Regions from separate parts of the Mus musculus genome. Here region 1 is linked to region 2. Evidence: chromatin contacts called from ENCODE Hi-C data. All regions are on one chromosome and are shown on one strand. Each heading gives the region's core, a stretch centred on a gene start or an enhancer-like site at or near the end of the contact. The rest is flanking DNA. Distances are from core to core; before and after follow the strand shown. Region 1 holds the start of Ngly1 (N-glycanase 1). Region 2 holds the start of Il3ra (interleukin 3 receptor, alpha chain).

Region 1 (6,975 bases), core at 2,865-5,364, 1.9 Mb before region 2:
AGTCTTGACCCCCATGAAATGTAGACCACAGCTGAGGGGAGACTCCCTATGCACCACAGAATACTCAACATCCCTGTTTTCCCTGAGACACCACTTAAACAAAATCTAAAGTACAAAATGAGCCTAGCATGTGTCAATGCTAACCACAGATGACTTGTCATGATGCACATCAGCTATCCCCATGGCATACCCAGTTAAAGCTGAAGATGTGCTGCCCACCTCACAGCTTCTCAGGCTCTCCATGGCCGCTGCATGCTGCTTACTGGGCTCTGTCATGCCATAGCAAAGCCCAGCAGAGACGGGCATACCCAGTTCCCAGGTCCCTCTCTATCTTCCTTTGGCTTGTTTCACCTCAAACTCACAATCCCCTTGTTTCAGATCTTAGTTGCTATGAATGTTTAACCCATTTTTAAATTAAAAATGCTAAGCAGACTTGCTTGAGTTCAAGCATAGACTAAGCCCAAAGTCAGCCCTGCCTTTCTATGGTATCCTGGGCATTGAATTGAATTTTGCTTGATTCTCTATCAACTTAATTTTCTCTGTACAGTTTTTTGTTTTTGTTGTCATGCTTTGATGCTTCCCCCATCCATCTCTGTTACCTATTAAATACTTTTGTAAGTTGTAATATTTACTTCACTTTTTAGCAATTATCTTGTATCTTTTCTTGGGAAATTTTTCTGAATATGTAGTTTTTCATGATGTTAAAAGGATAGAATCTTGAGAAGGCAGCAGAATTTCTTGTACTGTGCTCAACTTTATCTTTGAAAATATTTTTGTCTTTTTTGGTGTTTTACTCTCATAGTTATCTACCAAACTATTTAATTTTCAGAAAAATAATATTTGCCTTTGTATTTGAATTAGTTACGGAAAGTCACATTCTCCCTCCCACTTTTTCTGAAACAGCTCTGCCTTAGGAAGGATACAGAACTACCACTGGCCCCTCCTCTAGCATCCACTTTTCTTTTGAGCAAACACTGACTACTTATCAAGGTACAGTAGTGTATACCTATAATCCCAATATGCCAAACGACGGAACTGTTTCAATAACAAAAAACAATTCTCAAACACCAAAAAAACCACAAAACCCCCACTGTAGGGCACAAGACAAAACATTACAAAAATAATTGCATGTGGGAGGAATTTGTACACTAGAGGGGATGGTGACAGGGAAAGAGATGAAGAATAAACAATGGGCTACAGACATGAAATTTCAAAGAACAAACAGTCAAACACTCCACCAAACTTTTCACCTAATTTAATAGAAATAATAATAATAGCAACCACCTCAGTAGTTGCGATATATGTGCCAGGTCATTTATGTTGGGTAGTCCTAGAATAGAGTATTTTTCTTCCTTTTATAAGGTAAACTTAAACTTGGAAATTATATGTAAATTGCCTATAATGACACTTAAAATAGTTGACTAAAATTGAAACTTACTGCTCTGGTTAAAATGTTTATACATATACCACCACACAAGCTGCCAGCAGACTCACCAACTTTCAATTACACTCAATTTCTCTACGTGTCAGTGGCAACCTACATTAAAAATTAGAAGTTTTTTGTCTTCTATTACTTCTTGCATTGTCATTGAAAATTCTCTTTCTCCATTCCATTGGGTTTATTGTTATGATTATGCAGTGACTTCATAATCAATGCCTGTTTCTTCTAATGGTTTCCTCCCGGAAACTCCACTGTAGAAACTGTGAGTCACCTTTGCCTATCCCTTCACTAAATGTCTCATGTTTGGTCTCCCTACTACCTCCTAACATAAAAATATAAAGACAGAGACATTAACACTGTCTTGGAATTGTTCTTTGATGTTACACTGTAGCTGTTTTTCAAACCTTTCTTCTCCCAAATACATTTATATTATTTGAACAAAGAAACTATGTTTGATTCTTGGTTCTTCACTCAGTACAGTTAATAGTCAAACACTATGTGTGCTTTGTAAACAAAACAGTACAATATCAAATATTTATATTAAAGAATAAATGAACTAGGGACAGGGGATCCATTTAGATGGTAGAGTGCTTGCCTCCCATTCATTGAGCCCTGGCTCAATCTGTGGCAGCTCATAACAGCAATTGTGGTAGCCCACACCTGTAACTTAGAGGTGTAGGTAGGAGGATAAGAAGTTCAACATTATTCTTAGGTACATGAAAAGTTCTAAACCAAACTCTGGTTCATGAATCAAATTAGCTAAGCAGCTCACCTGTGATGTCAGGAAAACTAATACAGAGTTGCTTTGTTTTGCTCTTGATAAAGTCCATAGTAAGCTCATCTTATCTAAAATGGGTGGCAGCTTTTGCATACAAATTAGCACACATTTCTTTTGGAGCTTATTTAGATTTATTACTGTTAGGATATGATAAATATTCAAGCAGAAATTTAAGAGTATTATTTCATTGTAGATTTCAGTGACAAGTATCTACTTCAAAACAAGCTAATGCATTTTTATTTGCATATCCATTCTATAAATTGTTCTGATACTGAGGCAAATGAGATGCTGGGACAATATGCCTTCAATAGTGCCTCCACTATGGCACTAGTGGGTTTAAAAGAAAATAGCAATGCAAAGAGGAACCTGATTTTCTCTACCAAATTACAGAAGTATAATTATAATGTGCGGTCAGGGACCAGGAAGACATGGAGCTTTTCCTTAAGAGTTAAGAAGTCACTGGATTTGGACATGAAGAAGCAGGATATCATCTCCCAACCAAGCCAGACCTTGAATTCTAAGAACACAAGGACACTTGTTGAAAACAAACTAAAGGAGCATTTTCTCACATCAACCTGAATCATTTCTCTTACAAACTGCTCTAATTTCCTTTATAAAACAAAAACTCCAAGATCAGAAATGTAAGCCACAGTAAAGGCTGTAAAATGAACCAGTTTCTTTAAGAAATTTAGTAAATATTCATAATGATGGTCATGATCCGAAATAACTGTCTGCATGCAAAGCTATCTTTCAAAGTACTCTGATCTTAGCATCTTTGGTTTCATTGTACTAACAGAATCGAAATGTCTTTACAAATCCATCCTTCTCTTATGTATGGGGGTGGGAGGTTGAAGACTTAAACAATTCAGTATGAAACGCCAGCTGTGGGCTCTGGAGAATCAAGCTTATGAGTTCTTTCAGACACCTTGTACTCTGAGGTGCTGTGAGATCTCAGGGTTAAGCTGAGGTGTCATAAAGGAGGAAGGCCATCTTCACACAAGTCACAATTATGTGCAAGCCCAAATGCTGCATAACATCTGGCATAGAATCACATTATATTCCCTTTTCAAATATATTTTAAATATCACTAATGTCACCTAAATGAAGAATTATGGTTGTGGTGGCACACACCTGTAATCTCAGCTTTTGGTAGGTCGTGACTGGCATGAGTTCTGGGGTACAGATCAAGTTCCATGCCAGTTTGGGGTACAGGACAACACCTCAATGTCTCTAACAACTAACTCTCTAAAGCTGGTCCGCATGAACTGTACAGCCTTTAAACTAAGAATTCCTACAGACTTCGGGTCGGTGTGTTTGTAAGAGCCAGCGCCCAGGGGCTCAACTGAAGTGACCTCCACTGTCTGCCCCTCCGCATCCCTTCCCCACACTCTTTGACCGGAGCGGCCATGGGAGGTGCTGACTCAAACTCCCAGCCAGTTGTGGAAAGTGCTGCACTCAGTACAAAGGTGACTTGACACAAAGTTCGTAACTTAAACTATAAATGTGTCAACCGCCAAACTCGGCGTGAACGTTTAACTGGCACTCGGGCTGAGCCACAGCGCCGGGATCCTGCAGCGAGATGGGACAGCACAGCTGTCAAACTCAGTGACAGCCTCGGCGGGCCCTCGTCGCCCAGCCCGCCCCGCCTCAGGCCCGAGTGTCCGCGGCCCCGCCCGCCTGCGGCCCTCAGGCTCGAGGGCCCCGGCTGCACCTCAGGATGTTGTCGGCGTAGGTGAGCAGCAGCTTGGAGGCCTCCAGAAAGGTCTCCGGGGTGTTCTGGCATAGCTCGGCCACGGCCGGGGACGCAGAGCTCGACGAGCTGCCCAGTGTGGCCGACGCCATGGCTGCGCCGCGGCCTTCGCCACCTCGCGCACCGCGGCCCGCACTGAGCAGGCGCTGAGGAGCGCCTAGGCCGCCGCAGAGGCCTGCGGCCAGAGGGCGGGGCGAGGAGCCGAGGGGCGGGGCGTTCCGGGAGGGGCTAGGGGCGGGGCGAGCCGCGGAGAGGCCGGTTGCGAACGTTGGGGTACGGGGTACAAGGGGCCGAGCCAGTGGAGTAGATCTCGAGCTGTGGTGGCTGCTTGTGTCGGGTAGGGTCCCAGAGATAATTGCACAGCCTTCTTTTTACGGTAGATAAAAGTCTTTTGTGGAAGAAAAGACTCCAGAAGACCGAGCAAGTTTTTGTTATGTCTTTTTTTTGGGGGGTGGGGTGGGGTGGGGGCGGTTATGGGGAAGGGAAAGTGATCATGGTCTGTGGCCTAGGCTGGGCTCACACGGGAATTTACTGCAGTCTTGCCCTTTGGTTACTAGTGTCCGGCTTCAAAAACAGAGCATAGCTCAGAACTCTTCTGGGTTTCTGATTTGTGTATTTTCCGAATTCTGTTGATGAAAACTCAGTTGTTGCTCACAAGGTATGATTCTGATGCAAGGAGCATTTTGGGAGTGTCCTATGGATACTCGCATAAAACCCATATACAATAATAGAATAAAATGAGGAACAAACAAGTAAATAAAGTTTATATACACATTGTATCCTTTGACTCATACTGGCATATCCCTTACCAGTATCCTTAATTTATCTTAGAAAGGGAATCACTAACCTCCTTAGCTGATGCCCTTGTCACTGACATCAACCCTGGAAATTGGCTCCAGCACTGAGCTTCATACTCAGTCCTCATTACTTCTTTTTCTTCTTCAGAAGAGGGTTTCTCTGCATAGTTCTGGGTAAAGTGGAACTCCAGCTATAGATCAGCTTGAACTCAGATCCACCTGATCACTGCCTCCTGAGTACTGGAATTAAAGGCTTGTCTACCACTACCTGGCTTTTTTTTATTACTTTTTAATGTTGAAATGCCACTAAGAGTGCACTTGACCTTGATTTGTAGTCAGGAGTTTTCCATGCTCCACTCACCTTGAATAGCTGGAATTACATATATGAATCACTAGCACGTAGCAGGTACTTGTTGGCTTTGTGTTTTAAAGATATTTACTTATGTGACCTCGTTTGACACTTTATTATCTGTTGTTTTTTAATGTTTCTGGGCAATTTCTTCGGAGAATTTTCAAGAACTTCTGAATATTCATCTGTAAAATATACCTACATTTTTAGCACTTAGGTTTGTAGACCAACTTCAAGAATATTGTTTTCAGCTAGGCATGTTGGCAAATCCCAAAACTTGGAAGGTAGAGGCAGGAGAATCAAATATACATACATACATACATACATACATACATACATACATACATACATACATATATCACTACTACCACCACCACCAAAGACATGAAAGAAGGAGGCAGATGAGGGAAAGGGGGGTTAAAGGGGAGGGCAAAGGTGATGGAAGAGAGATAATGGATGGACTGTGGCCAAAGAACATTGTATATCTATGAGACTTTGAAAGAATAAGTCTTAGAAAGAGAATATTATGTTCAACAAAGTATGTTATTAGCTGTTGTTTAAATTTTTCAGTGGCTAACTACTAGCATTTTTTTTTCTGGTCCATAACAAAGTAATAATTATGTTTGTGGCCCAACTTCAAATGCTGTATTCCCAGCTATTTGCTGTGAGTGTTGACTGATCCTTGTAATCCCAGTATATAAAGGATACAGGCAGGCCAGCTGCTGCAGCCTTGTTAGGAAAAGTGCATTATGGGAGGCAGTTAGGTTTTGAGAGTACATGCTCCTGCCCTATGTCCAGGTTACTCCCTCTGCTTGTGCTTGTGGTAAAGGATGTGAGTATTCAATTTCCTTCTCTGGCTGCCATGCCTGCTGCCATGCAGTTCTGCCATCACGCACTCTAACCTTTGTACCCATAAGCCAAAGTAAATGGTTTTATAAGTTGCCTTGGTTGTGGTGTTTTATCACAGCAATAGAAAACTAGGGTAAGCATGGTTTCAGATATTTTTTGAAAACTTGTGCTGAGCTTGGAAGTAAATTTATCATATTGTGTTATGGAAGTCGTTATTCCTGCAATTCTAGTACCAGCTGCTATTTCTAAAGCGACCAAGAGTGGCATGACCTGAACTGCCCTCTTATGTTGGGCAGCTATCATATCTACAACTGGGATTGGTAGGGGCTCATTTCCCTGGATTACTCCCAGTTCAGGGAAAAGGAGTACCAACATGCAAACTCCTGACTGACAGAAACGAGTACTAAGAGAGTGGGATATTGCTGGGATGAACTTGACCATGTGGTTTTATTTTGTGGGGCTAGGGGAATATTTATAGAAGGCTTTGGGAAGACTTGGGCTAGAAAACAAGATAAATTGTACTGTTTGTAGAGAAAAGGAGATCTAGGGAGCTTAACACTACAGCCAAGGCATGTGCTAGAGAGAAGATGTTTCACATAGTTGAGAAGTTTGCCTTGTACTGGAACAAAGGTAAAGGGTACTCTCTAGCCAAGACCTCACTCAGCAAAACTTCCAGCTTGTACAATAGCCTAAAGTCTTTTCTGATCCCAGAAAGTTACTGAATGAAAAAGTATTGCTGCTAATGTGATTCAAGTGACCCCATCCCTGGCTGGCAGCCACAGTGCCAGGTTTAGACTTGAAGGATACAAGAATGAAGTGTCACAGATCCTACCTCTGTGGCTTCTGAGAGCCTCTGAGGCCAGGCAACATGTGGTATGGAATTCTCTGCATGAAGATACTGAGAGAATAAGAGTCATGATAGGCCATTTTGTAGAGCTGTGAAAGGGAAGCTTGGGTTCCAGTGGAGACCACAAGATGTTGGAGATATCAACGCTATGAGAAAGCTGCCAA
Region 2 (6,653 bases), core at 3,159-5,658:
AACACTTGCGGTCATCCCCCTGACTCACACTCACACTCACTTGTGGTCATTCCCCTGCCTCACTCCCGCGGTCATCCCCTCTGCTTCACCCCGCACCTGGTTGACCTGCAGGGTGTACCCAAGGAGGCCATGGTGGAATCTGTTCCGCGCGACCCATCGGGCATGGGCCTCAGAGCCGTTGCACTCCACTGTCAACGTGGGCGGGGCCAGGACCTCTGGGGGCGGGGACCAGGGTTGGGCAGTCAGGGCAGGGTGTGCACACAGTAGGGCGACGCATGTTAGTGCATAGTGCATCTGCCTGCCACCCCAAGCATGAAGGGATGCTGGGTGCACACACTAGATCCACTGTTGTGCACAGTAAGTCTACCTGTGCCCTGAACACAACCCACAGACAGCGTAGATCCAGTTGTTACCAAGGCTTGTATGGGGCGCTGCGCTGCACACAGTGGGTCCAACCATGCTCCCTGCAAGCATGTTGTCTGCGTGCACACTGAGTTTACCCACAACCCCATGCAGGAGGCTGGGCCAGGTGCACAGCGGGTTCAATGGGTGCATAGTAGGCCTGACTGAGCCCCGGGCACTCAGTGGGCCCACCCGTTCCAGGTCCCCCCAGCACATGTACAGTAGGCCCTCACCTGCGCGCTGCAGGTCCACAGTGTTGTCCATGCAGGGCACGGGGCCAGCGCGGCCACTGCCGTTGACGGTGATGGTGACCTGGGGGACAAGGTCAGGGCTGTTGGGGGTGGAGCCAAGGACAGTGTCGAGGTCAAGGGTGCAGCCTTCATGGCCACCATGAGGGGCGGGGCCAGCGGTGTTGACATCAAGGCTGTGGTAGTGTGGACACTCGCGGTTGTGGGCAGGACCGAGCCTGGTGGCAGGGACAGGGGTCGGGAAGAGAAGTCAGAGGCCCAGAGGCGGGCACAGGAAGTGACACAGGAAGTGAAGTCACACCCAGAGGCCACGCCCACCGAAATATGATGACAGGAAGTGACATTAAGCCCCAAAGAGGAAGCAAGCACAGGAAGTGATGTCATCAGTTCTTGGAGAGGCTCCACCTACCAGGGGAAAAAAAGTACAGGAAATGATGTCACAGCTCCATAAAGACCCCCAACAGGAAGTAAGGACAGGAAGTGACCTCAGAGGCCATGGAGAACATGAAGTCAGTAAGAAAGTGATGTCATAGACCATGCTCATTCAGAAATGATCTGAGGCTCCAACCAAAAAGACTAGAGCACAGGAAGTGATGTCATAGGCTCCGCCTCCCGAAAAATAAGGACAGGAAGTGACACAAGAGGCCCTGCCCACCTGGAAATGAACACAGGAAGTGACATCATCAAAGGTGACCTCACGACCCTGCCCTTTTAAGCCATGGCCCCGCCCACCCAAGATGTGGCCAGAACACCTCCCCAACCCTGCACCACCTGGGAAGTGAGAACAGGAAGTGACGTCAGAGGCCTCACAGAACAGGAAGTGAGGACAAGAAGTGACCTCCCGACCCCACCCTTGACCCCCGTGACCCCTAACACCCACCGCACATCACGCCAGAACATCCGGTAGTGCACGTCACCCGTTGCTTTCGGACCCCGCTCCCATTGGCAGCTCAGCTGCCCCTCATGCACCCAGCAGCGCAGGTCCTGGGCTGCGGCCTCGTGGTCGCCATCTGTGGGGGTTGGGATGGGGTCACTGCGGTCATGATGGAGGGGACAGGGTCAGGGGTCACACACGGGGTTGGGGTCCCATGTTGGGGTCAGGTGTAAGATTTGGGAGCAGGGGTCGCACCCTGGGGTCAAGGGTCATGGGCTGGGGCCAGGGTAGGACCCCTGGTCACACATGGGATCAGAGGTCACACCTGGCATCATAGGGTCACAGCTAGGGTTAGGGGTCACAGTTGGTTCTTGGGGGGGCCAACCCAGGTGTCATGGGTCACGTGGGGGTCACGGAGGCGGGGCCTCACCCACCATCATCTGGGGGGAACTGGATGGATCCTGCCACAGCCCTGTCCTTCCCCAGGAAGACGGTGAAGTTGGTCACATGGCAGAGGGAGAGCGACTGGAATGAGCAGCGGGCAAGCCCGGGGTCAGCCTGCGGGGTCACAGAGGTCAGGGGGCAGGGCAGGGTCAGTGTGAGGGGCGGGGTCACCTGGGGTCAACCTGCATGTCGGCGTCAGCAGGGGTCACCCATACTTGGGGTGAGTGGTAGGGCCAGCACTAATTTGCATTAATTTGTATGAACTTGCATAAATTTGAATTTCATTTGAATAAATATCCACAGGCCCTGATCATGGGCTTTGCATAAATCTGCATGGATTTGCATAACATCATGGTTCCATCTGAGTTTATTTGCATAAACCCAGATGACATCATGTTCTAGCCTTCATAAATTTGCCTAACTCCACCTGGGGTGGGTGGGTCCTGAAGTCTCAGCTCTGCTGGACCAAATTTGCATACACCCAGATGACATCATAGGTTTTCTCCCCCTGCTCATCTCTGCATAAATTTGCACAAGAAGTGACTGGGCAGAGCCTGAAGTGACTGACAGGCAGAAGAGGAAGCAGAGGGCAGGGCCGGATGGGTGGTAGGGGCGGAGTCTGGAATGATTGGCATGGTGAGAAGTTTGTGCTGGGGGCAGGAATAAGACTGGAAGTGGGCATGGCAAGGCATGGAATGCTGGTGGGCGTGGCAGGAAGTGACTGGTGGGTGGGGCCTAGAGTGACTCACAGCAGAAAGTGGGCATGGCCAGGATGACGGACAGTGTGGAGATCCCTACCCACCCAAGCCCCACACCCTGGATGACTGACAGCCAACTCCGCCCACCAACCAGGGCTTGCCCCTCACCCAGACAAAGATGTCCCTGCCCTTCCTGCAAAAAGCCCCTGTCGTGATGTCAGCGCCGGGGGCGGGGTCCCAGCTCAGTGTGTAGTGGGCGGGGTCGATATGCAGGTTCTGGATGGGCGTGGTCACAGCAGTGGGTGGAGCCTCACGGACCGCAGCTGTTGTCAAGGGGAGGTGGGGTGGGGCTTGAGTGACAGGTGACATCATCCACAGTTGTGGGAGGTGCCTGGGCTTTGATTGACACCATTCTCCGTGACAGGAAGTGAGGGGGTGGAAAAGAAAGGAAGTGGGCGGGACTTAGGCTTTGATTGACACCCAGATGACATGAGAGGCAAGTGACATGTCCCTAGGTGACATCATTGGTCCCCTATGACAGAAAGCGATGGGGCGGGGCCTCTCTTAGTGATGTCTTCGACCAGGATGATGATGGCATCCACCATCAGTGGGCGTGGCCTGAGCCTTGATTGACAAGGGGGGGTGCAGAGATGACTTCATTCGCCATGACAGGAAGTTAGTGGGCAGGGCTTGAGCTGAGATTGACACCCGGAGCTGGGACAGGCCAACAAGAAGGGAAGAGCTTAGGGGGCGGGATTTGGGTTTTGATTGACATCTGGGGGTGAGAATGACATCATCCTTCGTGACAGGAAGTAAGGTTTGGGAGAGGAAGCAAAGGGGTGGGACCAGAGCTCTGATTGACACCTGGATGAAGTCACAGAACAGGACAGGAACCGGGTGGATGGGGCATTGGGTGACTGACAGGTGACACCATCCTTCGCCAGGGGGCTGGGCCTGAGTCTTGTGAGACACCCGGGGGTGGGGCCCCGACCGACAGGAAGTGGGGGGCGTGGCCCGAGCATAGGCCCTGCCCCATGAAGACACCTACCCAGATCTGAAGAGTGGGATGCCAGGAGCCCCAGGATGAGCCACAGGTTGGCGGCCATGATAGGAGGGCGGGGCTGGAGCCTCGGAGGCCTGGGGGCGGGGCCGGGGCGTGAGGGGCGGGGCCGGGGCGCAAGCGGACTCCACCTCCTGATCCCGACCCCTTCACGATGCTTCTGGTTCCTGTCATGGTCCATTGCGGTCATTCCCCTGCCTCAGCTGCTCACTCGCGGTTATCCCCCTGCCTCAGCTTCACTGTCCCCAGTGTCACATCGCGAGGCAGGGGTATGGGTATGCCCAGGAGTGAACAGCATGAGGCAGGAGCATGTCCATCAGTGCAGATGACAAGGCAGAGGGATGGCAGCGGTGACCGGAAGCAGAAACGGAGGCTGGAGGATGCTGGCAAGTGAGCGGAAGGAGGGACGGAGTCAGGGAGACGCCCGCGAGTAAACAGTGTGAGGCAGGGGGATGACCACGAGTTAGTTTCTGAGGCAGGGGGATAATCACGATGGACACAGAAAAGCAGAGAGGGAGGGAGCGACGGCTGGGGAATGCCTGTGAGTGAGGATCTGAGGCCAGGAATGATGGCAGTGAGCAGAAGGAAGGACGGAGGCAGGGGGATGACCGCCGAGGCCCCGCCCCCTGACCCCGCCCACCCCCGCCCACCCCGCGGACCGGACCTGAGTGGCGCCCACGGCGCTGGCGGCGTCCGTTCCTGTCCTCGGGGGTCTGGGGGTCGGAACTGCTTACAGGGCAGAGGACTGCGACCCTGCCCGTGACCCCAGAGGCCCCGCCCCGCCCCGACCGCGCCCATGGTCCCGAGATTGAGCAACTTCCTGAGATAGTGGGGGCGGGGCGGGGCCTCGGGAGTCACGCGGGAGGGATGGACGGAGCTGAGGCGGGAGGATGACCGCGATTGCGGGTGATGGGCGGCCACGGCCACGCCGGCCGCGTCATCGCGTTCGTTTATTAAAAAAAAAAAATGAAACTGGAAGTCGTTCCCGTCAGTCACGGGCGAGCGGGCGTGACGTCCTGCCGCAGACAGGAAGTCGCTCTCCTGTCATCCGTTGCAACTGTACTCGCAGTCATCCCCCTGCCTCAGCTCTTTCGTTACTCACGGGAATCCCCCTGCCTCACTCACACCCGCAGTCACTGACAGCTGCCATCATACCCCTGCTTTGTAGCGGTTGTTCACTACCTGCCATCCTCCTGCCTCAGCTCTGCCTCATGCCTGAAGGCATCCCATTGAGACCCACGGAACTTAACTTGTGAGCGGACCCTGCCCTGTCTTCATCCCCCCCCCCCCCCACACACTCTGTGAGAGCAGAGCTCACAGCGGACGTCACAGCTGTGCTTAGGAGGCCGCCCCACCCGGCCCACGCGCACAGAGCTTTGCACACCGCCCCCTCCATAGTGACCGCAGGGTCAGGATAGGCCGGGGATGCCTCACAGGCCGCCTTATTTCCGTTTCCGTTTTTGTTAATGCGGGGGCGCGCGCGCAGCGGAGACGCAGGGGGCGGGGCAGAGGCGCAGAATTTGTCCTGTGCTGCAGTGAAGCTGCTGTTGCCGCCATCCTGGCCACCGCGTCACGTGACCTTTCCTGATCCGAGTCCCGGGGTTGGTGCCCCCTGCAGGACGACGCGTGCGTCCGCTGAAAGTAGCCCTTTGCTGATCCTCACAGCTCTGCCTTAAAAATGAACCTGGGGTGGAGTGAGGTGGGGTGGGGTGGGGTGGGGTTGGGGGGAGGGGGAGAGGGAGAGGCTGGATGGACGAACGGTCGGTGGCTCAGCAGGTAAGACAGACGCTAAGACAGACGGGTACCAGCACAGTGGGGTCTTCATCCCCATGACAGCCTGGCCCTGTGGGGACGACTATGCCTGTGACAGCCTGGTTGTGTGGGAGGACCAGGACAGACTTTGGAGCTTCAGGCCAGAAGATGCATTCCGTGTTAACAGCTCTGTGGGATGTTAGATAATGATGAGAACAGTGCAGACGATGGAGGCCTGGCTTGTGAAATTTCAGAGGGAAAGTTAAAGACTCTTTTCAGGACCATTGTTACTCTTTTCAGGACCATTATGAAGATTCTGTGGTTCTGGTTAGCTGCGGCTGAAGAATCAGCTGTGATTAACAAGATACCAGAACTACTAAAGCAAAAATTTTGCATTACTGGGACTATTGATGCTGGTTAGCTGGAGCTAAGAAATTAGCAGTGATTAAGAAGAGACCAGCATCGTTGAGGTGACATCTTCTGGGAAGTGTTTTCTGAAAGCACAGAGGTTGTGTTCCAGAAATAGCCAAGGTTGTACCTCGTGCTGAACCTGGACTTAGTAATGTGTAAGAGTCACTCAGGTGGTACTGGTTTTGAAGGAATGAAGTGGTCACGCAAAGCAGCTGAGCCTTGGCACCATGAGAGGCCATGGAAGGCCATTGGTGAGGTGCAGCCTCAGTTGCAAAAGACGCCCCAGGACTGAAGAGATCATGCAGTGTTTTGGAGATTCTAGGACCATGAGATGACCACCAAGACCAGCAGCAGTGGAGTACAGGCGGCTGGAGCCTAGAAGGGCAAGGCTGAAGAAGTGACCTAAGCCCTTGGAGGAGCCCAGAAGATCGTGAGTTGGATCCCAGACACTGGACAATTGGAGATTAAATTTTGCTTTTGATTGTGACTGTGCCCTGGTATTTTTTGCTCTTGAAGGAAGTACTTTGGATTTTAAAAGATATTGTGTCTCAGTCGGGGTTTCTGTTCTGCACAAACATCATGACCAAGAAACAAGTTGGGGAGGAAAGCGTTTATTCAGCTTACACTTCCACATTACTGTTCATCACCAAGGAAGTCAGGACTGGAACTCTAGCAGGTCAGGAAGCAGAAAATGATGCAGAGGTCATGGAGGGATGTTCCTTACTGGCTTGTTTCCCCTGGCTTGCTCAGCCTGCTCTCTTATA

Evidence for each region. A loop is a pair of places that touch in the nucleus more often than their neighbours do.
Region 1: a map of T-helper 17 cell shows a loop between it and region 2 (6-fold over the local background). The contact joins the promoter of Ngly1 here to the promoter of Il3ra in region 2. A Hi-C loop is called at or near these places in 2 of 37 maps with a recorded cell type or tissue (T-helper 17 cell and regulatory T cell).

The regions. Positions count from the first base shown.
Region 1 is chr14:16,246,453-16,253,427 of GRCm38, reverse strand. Ngly1 (N-glycanase 1) reads right to left here and starts at 4,114. Exons shown (of 12, transcript NM_021504.3): 1 at 3,931-4,114. The coding sequence starts at 4,061. It also overlaps a transcript of Oxsm not described here.
Region 2 is chr14:14,344,250-14,350,902 of GRCm38, reverse strand. Il3ra (interleukin 3 receptor, alpha chain) reads right to left here and starts at 4,408. Exons shown (of 12, transcript NM_008369.1): 1 at 4,391-4,408; 2 at 3,715-3,893; 3 at 2,835-2,989; 4 at 1,959-2,082; 5 at 1,531-1,660; 6 at 636-868; 7 at 97-215. The coding sequence starts at 3,772.